Regions from separate parts of the Homo sapiens genome. Here regions 1 and 2 are each linked to region 3. A link is a contact called in ENCODE Hi-C or POLR2A ChIA-PET data. All regions are on one chromosome and are shown on one strand. Each heading gives the region's core, a stretch centred on a gene start or an enhancer-like site at or near the end of the contact. The rest is flanking DNA. Distances are from core to core; before and after follow the strand shown.

Region 1 (3,408 bases), core at 105-2,604, 140 kb after region 3:
GCATCCTCAGCCCAGCTGTCCTGTGCTATCCAGTTGTGCAGACAGATCACCAACAATTAGGAAAAGTTACGTTCTGCTAAAAACCCCATCTCCAGTTTATTCTTCCTTAGCATTTGGGGCTCCTTCCCCCTCAGGACGGGTCCCTGGGAGTGGACTATGTTGAATGACTCTTAGGCCTCCCCCTCAGTGCGGGTCCCTGGGAGTGGACTGTGTTGAATGACTCTTATGTGCTCTTACCATGAATGTTGTTGTTTTAAGGCCTTCTTTTTCTTTGTGATTCTTTTGTTCCCTAGCGTCGTCCCCCAGACTACAGTAATACTCAACAATGATCGGCAGAACGCCATTGTAGCCAAGATGGAAGACCCCTTGAGCAACAGGGCACCGGATTCCCTGGAAAATGTCATTAGCAAGTCAGTAGCACGGCACCAACCCCACCTTTCCCTGCCACTGTGCGGAGTCCCATGAGAATAAGTCAACGTCCCTAAGCCAGGGCACAGTCCAGCACACGCTTCATCTCTGTGGTCACAGGGTTGAGCCTGGCAGGCACCGCCCCAGCTCTCTGAGGTCGGGGAGGGCAGGCTGGGCGATGCTGAATGCTGAGTCCAGCCACACCAGGGGCAGCTGCCGCCGGGGACTTCTGTGTCTCGTGCTGGCCGGGGTTGTGGAGGGGGCTGGCTCTGTCTCCTCACAGCAGTCTGTGAAAGCGTTCATCCTCCCACCTAGCTCAGTGGTCCTCACGTCTGTCTGTGCAGAGCGTGTCAGGCAAACAGACGCCCTCTCCCACGGTTGCTAAGTGGTGCAGGCATGTTGAGTTTATGACTTTTTTCTTATACCTTTTTCTCTTGAGACATTTTGAATGGAACTTTGGTCAGAGGTGGGAGTGGACAGAAGACACCGTCCCCGCTCTGTGTGAGGGGAAGGCTGTGCAGTGGCCTCTGGCTGGCATCCAAGCCCTGCTGTCCCCAGGAGTGCCCCTGGGGCTGCGTGAACCCCTGAGGATGCTGTTGCTTTTTCTTTCCCATCTGTGTCTTCACAAAGTTCTATTTGCTTTTTCTCTCAGTCTCCTTTGTGGATTCCTCCTCCTCCAGCTTCGTCCCCTTTCTGTATTGTCTTAGCTCAGTTCTCCAGGGCCGCAGCTGTGGTCGCAAGGGTCTGATACGTGGGGTGAAGGGAGAGGAGTTGGTGATGGGCGGTGAGGAGGTGCCAGGGTCAGCTGTGCCTCAGGGGCTTTGCACTGAGGTCAGCCAGGCAGATGGCCAGTGTTGAGATCAGGTTCAGCGTGGACAGCGCTCTAGAGAATCCAGGCCAGAAAGTGCAGAGTGCAGCGCCCTCCTCTGGGTGCGGCCAGTGTTTTCAACACCCTTTTTTTTGACTTTGCATATAGAGAAATTGTGCTCCTTTCTCCTGCTGGTGCGTAGCAGTCCACGGTAGAGGATGTTGAAAGGGTCACTAAAAAAGGGAAGTAGTAAGTCTCTAAATCATCCTTTTTTTTGAGCACTTGTGGAGGTGGCCTCGCCCTGCTTTGCTAGCAGTGTTCTGTCCTTCCACATCAGCAGCCCTTGGGATGATGGCAGCTCCGATGGGATCTCAGTGGGTTTTTTAAGCCCCGTCAGGGTTTTTTGCCCGTGGGCGTACGTGGGAGTGCTGCTCGCATTGCGAGGGGGAGCCATCTCCAGCGAGCCCAGCAGCGTGGATCGAATTGACCCAGGCCTCTGGGCACAGTTTTCCTCATTTAGTCTTCCCTTTAACCTCGCCGGAAAAAAGACTCTTACCAGCATTTTATGGGATGACTACTGAACTCAGAAGGCAGCATGCTAGGCCTGAGTCCCAGTGAGTATGATTTTACTCCTTTTGTGATACAAACATTTTCTTTAAATGGTTAAGTTTTATTTTATACAGTTTCTTTCAGCCCCAGGCCATTTTCTCCCATGGAGTTTCTATTAATCTTGGTAGAGAGAGCAGTATGGGAAGGCTGTGTGATCCACTGGTCCACACAGAGTTAGATTTTGCGATAAGGAAAGCGCTGACCTTCGCGTGCTGCTTGCGGCTCTTACCACATCGGGCTGGTGTGTTTTTTTTCCCGTTTAGCGCTGTGCCTGGGCGTCGGCAGAACACCATTGTGGTGAAGGTGCCGGGCCAAGAAGACAGCCACCACGAGGACGGGGAGAGCGGCTCGGAGGCCAGCGACTCTGTGTCCAGCTGTGGGCAGGCGGGCAGTCAGAGCATCGGGAGCAACGTCACGCTCATCACCCTGAACTCGGAAGGTGCGTCCAGGGCGGCTTTCCTCGGCCAGAGCGCCAGTACAATTGTTTGTTTGTTTTGCCTTTTAGAAATTTTGTTGTTTTTTAAAGAAGTGATACAGTGGCCAGGCGCGGTGGCTCACGCCTGTAATCCCAGCACTTTGGGAGGCTGAGGCGGGCGGATCACCTGAAGTCGGGAGTTCGAGACCAGCCTGGCCAACATGGAGAAACCCTGTCTCTACTGAAAATACAAAATTAGCCGGGTGTGGTGGCAGGTGCCTGTAATCCCAGCTACTCGGGAGGCTGAGGCAGGAGAATCGCTTGAGCCTGGGAGGTGGAGGTTGCGGTGAACCGAGATCATGCCATTGCATCCAGCCTGGGCAATAGAGGAAACTCCATCTCAAAAAAAAAAAAAAAGTGATACAGTATAGGACAGGCTCAGTGGCTCACACCTGTAATTCCAGCACTTTGGGAGGCTGAGGCGGGTGGATCATGAGGTCAGGAGTTCAAGACCAGCCTGGCCAAAATGGTGAAACCCCATCTCTACTAAAACTACAAAAATTAGTTGGGCACGGTGACAGGTGCCTGTAATCCCAGCTACTTGGGAGGCTGAGGCGGGAGAATTGCTTGAACCTGGGTGGCAGAGGTTGCAGTGAGCTGAGATCGCACCACTGTACTCTAGCCTGGGCGTCAGAGACTCTGTCTCAAAAAAAAAAAAAAAAAAAAAAAGATAGTGATACAGTATAAACATGAAGATTAAAGGGAAAATAACTGTGATCCCACCATTCTGAGATCTCTAAACCTTTTGGGGTTTTTTGGTGCACATTTTATGATTTTATAACTCACTTCTTTCCCCTACACAGTAGAAATCTTTCCACGTTAGTGCAGATGGACAGAGTCATTTTTAGCCAGTTTTGCTTATTTCATCAGGTCTGGATGCTTTCCAGGGATGGCCCCCTCTAACCTTTCGTTATTGAAACTAGCATTGGCCTGCTGTGTTTTCATGTCTCTTGGATCAGTGTCTGGACGTGGGCTCTCAGAGGCAGGTTGCTGGGCTAGAGGACGCAGCTTCCACGGGTTCCATGGCACAGGATGCATTGCCCATTTCCCCCGAGATCTGGAAGGATGTGAAGCTGTTTGTCCTACTTGGACTCCTAGCGGGGGCCTC
Region 2 (3,510 bases), core at 185-2,684, 170 kb before region 3:
TGCATTTGTTGAAAAAAAGCCAGGCTGTATTTTCACCATGTGCCCCCTGCCTTGAAAATGAACTACGGAATGCACAGCGCGTGGGGGGTGGGTGCTGGAAAGGGACAGAACAAGGGTCCGTGGCAACCACAAAGCACCTGCAGGCCAGCGCTTCCCGATGAGCAGAGGCGGGGGCTGGCACCTGGCGCTGGCTGCAGACGGGAAGTCAACGCCACCAAAGCAGAGGACCTCAGCCACCCAGGTTAGCAAGAGGGTAGCAGGGCGCTCAGGAACAGGTGAAGCCATACTGTGGAGAGAAGCTGAATGCTCCTCCCAAGCTTCAGCCCACCCATTAGGAACAAATGCTCTTTAAGTCTGTTTCTTCATGAAACCCAAAGTGGAAGTGCCTGAGCTGTGAATGCGGCCACAGCGTTCATGCCAGCTTGTTCCCAAGCCTAGGAGAAGCAAGCAGCCCCGTGACGGGCACAGGCCACAGTGTGGGCGTGAGCTCACCCCATGTGTAGCCGGGTGCTGGGCCCAGGCCGCTGGGTTTCTGGGGTCGGCAGAGTGGGCCAGGCAACAACCTCACATGCCTACCTCACTGCCACTCGTCCGCCTCGTCCACTCCTGGCATTTGGGATAAACATCCTGTCTCAGACACACCCTTCTCGTGCGCCCATGCCACCTGCTCAGGCCTATGCCGCCCGCCCGTCCTCCCAAGCGTGCACACCCGTCCGCCATCCTTCTCCCGTCTGTGCCCCATGGGACAGAGGCCTCCAGCTGCACCACCACTGCTCGTTAACAGCTGCCATCCACACCGAGGAAGCCTCTTCGAGCCCAGGGAGTGGAGGATGGGGCTCTGCTGTGCACGTGCTCCCTCGGGCCCTCCCAGCAGTGGTAGATGGGGCTCTGCTCTGTCCTTCTTGGTCATCTTCCTGGGCCTGCAACAAAGCTCAGCCCAGCAGCCAGGCAGCTCCTTACAGAGGCTAACGCCGGGTCTGGTCCCTGGTGACCCCAGGCTGCTGTGAGAACTTGTGACCCCCGAGATCAGAACAGCCTTCGGGTCCCAGAGCTTCCCGCATGATCGTGTGTGGAACAGACCGGGAGATTCCAGCAGATATGGGTTCAACGTTGACCACCAACCTTGACAACCCAAGGGCTGCCTCCCCTGACCATGACAGCCAACTCCTCCTCCACAGTGGCTCTGCCAGGCGCCGAGTCCATAAAGGGCAGCCACTGTTTGGCAAGGAGGGCCGGTCTGCCGGGGGCTCCCAGGCCCTGGGGTCAGGCTGAGAGAGGAAGATGGGTGTGAGGGTGCAGGGGCAGGGGGGCGGGCCCTGCAGGGCAGTGCCTGGCCCGTCCTGCACCCCCAGCCTGGGAACCCCCGGCTTTCTCGCTTGGGCCTCTGGGGAGCCCGCGTCCCCAAATGTAGCCACATCAGAGCACACTTCTCCGGCAGCAACTTCCCAGGCATGTCCGTGGCCTCCTCGGGGGCAGGCGCCCCCTCCTGGACGCTGAGCTGACCTCTCTAGCAGGACTCTGCTCATCTGCACCATTTGCCATTTCCACAGAAACCCTGTCCCCAGAGCCCGGCGGAGAAAAAAACCACAGGGGCCTCTCTGCTCAGGGGAGCCACGCGGAAGAGGCACCCTCGCTCCAGCTGCCAAAGCAACTGAGCCTGCTGCAAACATCTCTGTGAACTCGGACAGGAAACAGTGTTAACCTGTGTTTCCTTCCAAGTCGGCCCTGGCGCATGTGAACTGCTTGCTAATACTGTGTACAATCACGCCGTGCAATGACAGAGAGAACTTTTCTTATTGATGAAGTGGTTTAAAAAGTTACCCTGAGCCTTTTTTCTTTGCTTTTAAGCTGGAAAGATAGCTTGATTACTTATGAAATGAAAAAAAGTTTTCCTAAATGAATGTAACAGTTTAAATCATACTGTTACGAAAACAACACTGTCAAGATTAAAAAGAAATTCTGCTCCTTTTAGTAATAAACAATGTCGTGTGACACTTTGGAACGCTTCTCTCGTTACAAACCAGCGTCTTTACTGAAGGTCCTTCCGCTGCAGAGCTGCGCAATGGATGTGTGGACAGAGCTAGTCGGCACGTGGAGGCTCTCCTGGTTTTCGAGCAGGAAACGTGCTGTGAGCAGGAATCGCGAGTGAGTTCCATGGCGTCCCCGGGTCAGCGCGCGTGCAGGAATCGCGAGTGAGTTCCATGGCGTCCCCGGGTCAGCGCGCGTGGGGTCCTGTCTCGCTGGCTCACCACTGGTGGCCAGGGCATGTCTCCCCCAGCCCTGAGTCTCCGCAGTGGTGACCAGGGCATGTCTCCCCCAGCCCTGAGTCTCCCGGCAGTGGAGGCAGCGTGGGCACAGGGTTTGTCACAGCCTGTAAGTGAATGGAGGACACAAAAATAACCAGAGAGGCAGGCTCTGCCCTCCGGGAGTGCACAGGCGGTTTTTAAAATGTGTGCGTTCATGTAATTAAACGTCTCCGTTTGTTTCTCAGGGAGTGGTTACTCAATTTCTTCCCAGCCAGAGCTTTGTAAACCTGCGCTTCTCACCCCTCAGTGAAGCCTGAGTCCAGCCTCTAAAGGTGGGTCCCCTGGGTGGGCTGCAGCCAGTGGGGGCTTGGAAGGGCTCTGAAGGTTGAGACAAGGAAAACGGGCGTGAGCTGGACTCAGGGAAGCCGGGTCACCGTGGTACCTGCACTGTGGCCCTTGGCCATGACAGTGTGTCAGCTTCCGGCAGGGACTGCTTGTGTGCCTCGGGACACCAGTGACCAGGTGTGGCCAGGCCCCAGATGGCATTGCTGCAGCTCTCTCGTGAAAGAGTAATGGAGGTGACTGCAACCTGCGCCGGGAGCCATCTGGGCTATGAAAACGAGACTGGCCTCCAGCGCCCCCGGCCTCCACACAACACTCTTACACTGCCCAGGAGAGCAGCGGTCACTAGCAAGTTCCTTCCATGCACAAAGGCAGGCAGGCTGAGGCCGTGATCACAGCTAGAGCTCGGCTCCTTTTCCTTCCGGGCTGGGGAACCACCATCCCCCGCTCCTTCTGGAGGAAGGCTGACTCTTCTCTGATGGAAACCATCAAGCACACGGCGCCGCCACCTCACTCCAACACCCGAGTGCCACGTCCAGCGCGGGGTCTCGCCTCGTCACCTGAACGACACGTGGAAGGAGGCGCCTGTGGAGAGCCCTGGGGAGGGTCCTGAACGTCACGGGGAAGGAGGCGCCTGGGGAGGGTCCTGAACCACACGGGGAAGGAGGCGCCTGGGGAGGGCCCTGGGGAGGGTCTTGAATGTCACAGGGAAGGAGGCGCCTGGGGAGGGTCCTGAACATGACAGGGAAGGAGGCGCCTGGGGAGGGTCCTGAACGTCACGGGGAAGGAGGCGCCTGGGGAGGGTCCTGAACATGACAGGGAAGGAGGCGCCTGGGGAGGGTCCTGAACGTCACGGGGAAGGAGGCGCCTGGGGAGGGCCCTGGGGAGGGGTCCTGAACGTCACGGGGAAGGAGGCGCCTGG
Region 3 (3,270 bases), core at 617-3,116:
CTCAAGACCCCAACTATAAATTAGCCCTTCCCACCTTGAATGTGTACACACACTATTGAGATGCAGGCCGATCCATGCCATGGGATGAATCTGAGAATTGCCAAGACCCACCTTCCCACGCCACCCAACCAAATCATGTGGCATCTGCTACAAGTGATTTTCCCCCTGAAATCCCACAAGAAAACTATTTTGAGGCCGGGCACGGTGGCTCACGCCTGTAATCCCAGCACTTTGGGAGGCCGAGGCGGGCGGATCACAAGGTCAGGAGATCGAGACCATCCTGGCTAACACGGTGAAACGCCGTCTCTACTAAAAATACAAAAAAAATTACCCGGGCGTAGTGGCGGGCACCTGTAGTCCCAGCTACTCGGGAGGCTGAGCCAGGAGAATGGCATGAACCTGGGAGGCGGGCTTGCGGTGAGCCGAGATCGTGCCACTGTACTCCAGCCTGGGCGACTGAGCGGGACTCAGTGTCAAAAAAAAAAAAAAAAAAGAAAGAAAAAGAAAAAGAAAACTATTTTGAAAAGCAGTTATCTCTGGCCTGGTGAAGAACACACCAGCACCATGCCCACCAAAACAGGAGCCCCATGGCTGTTTCCCAGAGAAACCTGGGACCCGCACGTCCATTCACTGCAACACAGACTGAATCTGCAGCCAAGCTCCGCTCTCTCACTACTGGGAACCCTCAGGGGGGATCCCTTAGCCTAAATCAGCACCAGTCACTACCCGCACACGATGTTATTACTACTGTTTTCTTATGAGTCAGCCCGTGTCACTGATTCCTGACGAGCTGGTGTGGAGAGCAGAAATGAATGATTTTTTTTTTAACTGCAATTTCCTTCTCACCAACCAGTCAGCAATCGGAGCTCTAACAGTAAACCGATTGCTCAGTTACTCCACGTGGGTGCCACGCAAGAGGCTGGGAGTATTGCTCAGCGGGGCCAACGGGAGGGTGGCACTTGCCTAAACCGCTTAAGTGGGGGAATGGAATGCCCACCGAAGGGCAGGGCAGGGACCCTGCTGTCCCGTCACTGAAGATATTCCCAGCCTGTGGGGAGAAGTGTAAAAGAATGAATGAAAGAAACGCACGTGGTTTCTGGGACCAATGACCTTAGCCTAGAACTGCCGGGATGGTCCAGGAACGTAAAGATGTAGAGATGTGGGAGCCAGGGGCGTAGTGATGCAAGGATGCAGGGACCCAGAGACTACGACCTCCCAACCCCCGGCCCGCGCCCCGTACTCACGCACGCAGAGGCAGGCCACGAGCTTGGCTGCCTCCTCGGGCACCGGGCAGGTGGGGAAGAGCGGCTTGAGCAGGTAGGTGGCGAAGACCAGGGCCACGATGTACTGCGATGAAGGCCGGATGATGAGCAGCTCGATCCAGAGCTTGAGGAAGGCGGGCAGCGAGCCGTAGACCTCCAGCATGTAGGCGTAGTCGCCGCCCGATTTGGAGATGGTGGTGCCGAGCTCCGCGTAGCAGAGCGCGCCCACGATGGAGAAGACGCCGCACGCGGCCCACACCACCAGCGCCAGCCCCGGCGAGCCTGCCTCCTTGAGCACGCCCGTGGGCGTCACGAAGATGCCCGAGCCGATAATGGTCCCCACGATGATGGCCACGCCGTTGAGCAGCGTGATGTTCCGCTGCAGGGTCACGCCCTCGCCCTCGCCTGCCGGCGCCGAGCCGTCCGCGCTCTTGGCGGCCAGCATCTTCTCCCGCGCCTCTTCCTTCTCCTCGGCCGCCGGCGCCGCTAGCGCGCGCCGCTTCGGGCCCGCACCCGCCATGCTCTGCGCACCGGCCGGGCCTGGGACACCCGGGAGCCGCGGCCCAGCGAGCAGTGTGCGCGCCGCCCGCCGCCCGCAGCTGCGTCAGGAACCCCGCCCGCGCCGCCTTTTAGGCCCCGGCCCGCCGGCCCCGCCCACCGTCCGCGGCTCCTCCCCGCCCCGTGGCCCGGCCCCGTCCCTCAGCCCCGCCCCCTCGGCCCAGCTCGGAGCACGTGCGTCGTCCGGCCCAGCCTGGCGGGCTATTCCCAGGCCCGCGTGGTCCTCGAAGGCCCCAGTCCTCCTGCGCCATGGAGACCCCGGCCTCGCGACCTCCCCCCTCCCGGCGCCCGCGTCATCCCAGCCCGTCCTCCCGGATGCGCCTGGGCGGGGCCTGGCAGTCAGGGCGCGCCCCTTCACCCACTGGCCCGCAGCCTCTCGTCAAGCCTGGGAGCGGGCAGTGCACCAGGGCTGGCCTGAGGCCAAGGATGGAGTTTGGGGTACCCCCCGAAGGGAACCTAGGCTCCTGTCCCGGATGGGCCGAGGGGATGGAACCGCCCCCACAACCAGCTCCTGGGGCACGGGGGAGGGATGAGAGGATGACCTGAGGGGAAGCTCCTGCAGCCTCCTTCCAGCCTGGGGGCTGCATCAGTGGGGCTGGTGAGCCGCGAACTGGGACGAGGGAAGAACCGAACCGAGGCCACCCAGTAATTCCCATTGTATCCCAAAAGAATCTTGCCAAAGACGGCGATCCGGTGCCCGTAGCTTTGAGAAGCAGTAATAACACAGGCTTTGGGAAGCCAGCAATCTGCCTGAGCTCAATTTAATCAACAGAACCGGGGGTTCGCTGGGAGCCATAAGACCCCCACCCCCAAATCTACCTGGGGAATTCAAAGGCAGGCTTCAGTGTGAAGGGGCTTTAAAGCTTGTTATTCCTAGGGAATGCGAGAGGCATCTTAGCTAAAAAGGGTTGAGAGGTAATTTCAGTTAGAGGCGAGAGCAGGATGCCAAGGCTCCTAGGCCTGGAAATGGGAAGGAATATAAATACTGCCCCGAGATTGACCAGACTGGTGAGCGGCCAAAGACCTGTTCAAAGGGTGTGTGTGGGTCAGGGAGGAAGCTCCTCAGTATCACCCCACCCCGGGGTTCCTTGGCGTGTGTGCAAACGAGTCCTTGGAAGCTCACAGCAGGCATGTGGGGAGGCCTTTGTTCTGGGTGAGCGTTCAGCCTCCCAGGGCAAACACGCAAACACCGGTTGCAGAGCTGGGTGTTCACAGCAAGACAGTCTGCTGGGCAGATGCCTCTGGAATCCACAGAATTCTGAACAATAGCCGTGGTGGAGGGGGGTCAGAATCCCTGTCGTGCTGGGACCTCTAGCTGCAGCCAGGAATGTCCAGGCCCCACCCCAGGGAGGGGGCGGCTGAGGAATGCCAGGGCTTGTCATTCTGGACCTTGCTCGCCCCCCGGTATGTCGGGCATTCCTCTGCGGTGATAAAACCGAGCGAAATCTCA

Evidence for each region. A loop is a pair of places that touch in the nucleus more often than their neighbours do. ChIA-PET counts read pairs that join two places held with the same protein, here RNA polymerase II (POLR2A). Pooled maps may share reads with other maps.
Region 1: a loop to region 3 is called in a pooled map, with 2.9 times the contacts of the local background. The contact joins the enhancer-like site here to the promoter of SLC7A5 in region 3. A Hi-C loop is called at or near these places in 2 of 50 pooled maps.
Region 2: a loop to region 3 is called in a map of OCI-LY7, with 4 times the contacts of the local background. The contact joins the enhancer-like site here to the promoter of SLC7A5 in region 3. A Hi-C loop is called at or near these places in 1 of 168 maps with a recorded cell type or tissue (OCI-LY7), 19 of 37 single-sample maps with no recorded cell type and 11 of 50 pooled maps. POLR2A ChIA-PET finds 5 or more read pairs at or near these places in 10 of 52 experiments (AG04450, BJ, Caco-2 and 7 more).

What each region holds. Positions count from the first base shown.
Region 1 is chr16:88,004,002-88,007,409 of GRCh38, forward strand. It overlaps BANP (BTG3 associated nuclear protein), which reads left to right. Exons shown (of 14, transcript NM_001386991.1): 5 at 294-410; 6 at 2,089-2,264. Among named protein-coding and RNA genes, the nearest start is that of BANP, 54 kb to the left of the region's middle. RefSeq lists enhancers at 1,550-2,095, 2,096-2,639. Within about 2 kb of position 1,355, at least 2 of the 41 ENCODE cell types and tissues checked have a DNase peak (open chromatin) inside an H3K27ac peak, as active enhancers do.
Region 2 is chr16:87,701,062-87,704,571 of GRCh38, forward strand. It overlaps a transcript of KLHDC4 not described here. Among named protein-coding and RNA genes, the nearest start is that of KLHDC4, 63 kb to the right of the region's middle. RefSeq lists enhancers at 650-699, 1,430-1,679, 1,715-2,914 and a silencer at 1,250-1,309. Within about 2 kb of position 1,435, at least 6 of the 41 ENCODE cell types and tissues checked have a DNase peak (open chromatin) inside an H3K27ac peak, as active enhancers do; they include OCI-LY7, where a contact is called at or near this core.
Region 3 is chr16:87,867,641-87,870,910 of GRCh38, forward strand. SLC7A5 (solute carrier family 7 member 5) reads right to left here and starts at 1,867. Exons shown (of 10, transcript NM_003486.7): 1 at 1,245-1,867. The coding sequence starts at 1,782. RefSeq lists a silencer at 1,831-2,180 and enhancers at 2,421-3,180, 2,625-3,270, 3,181-3,270.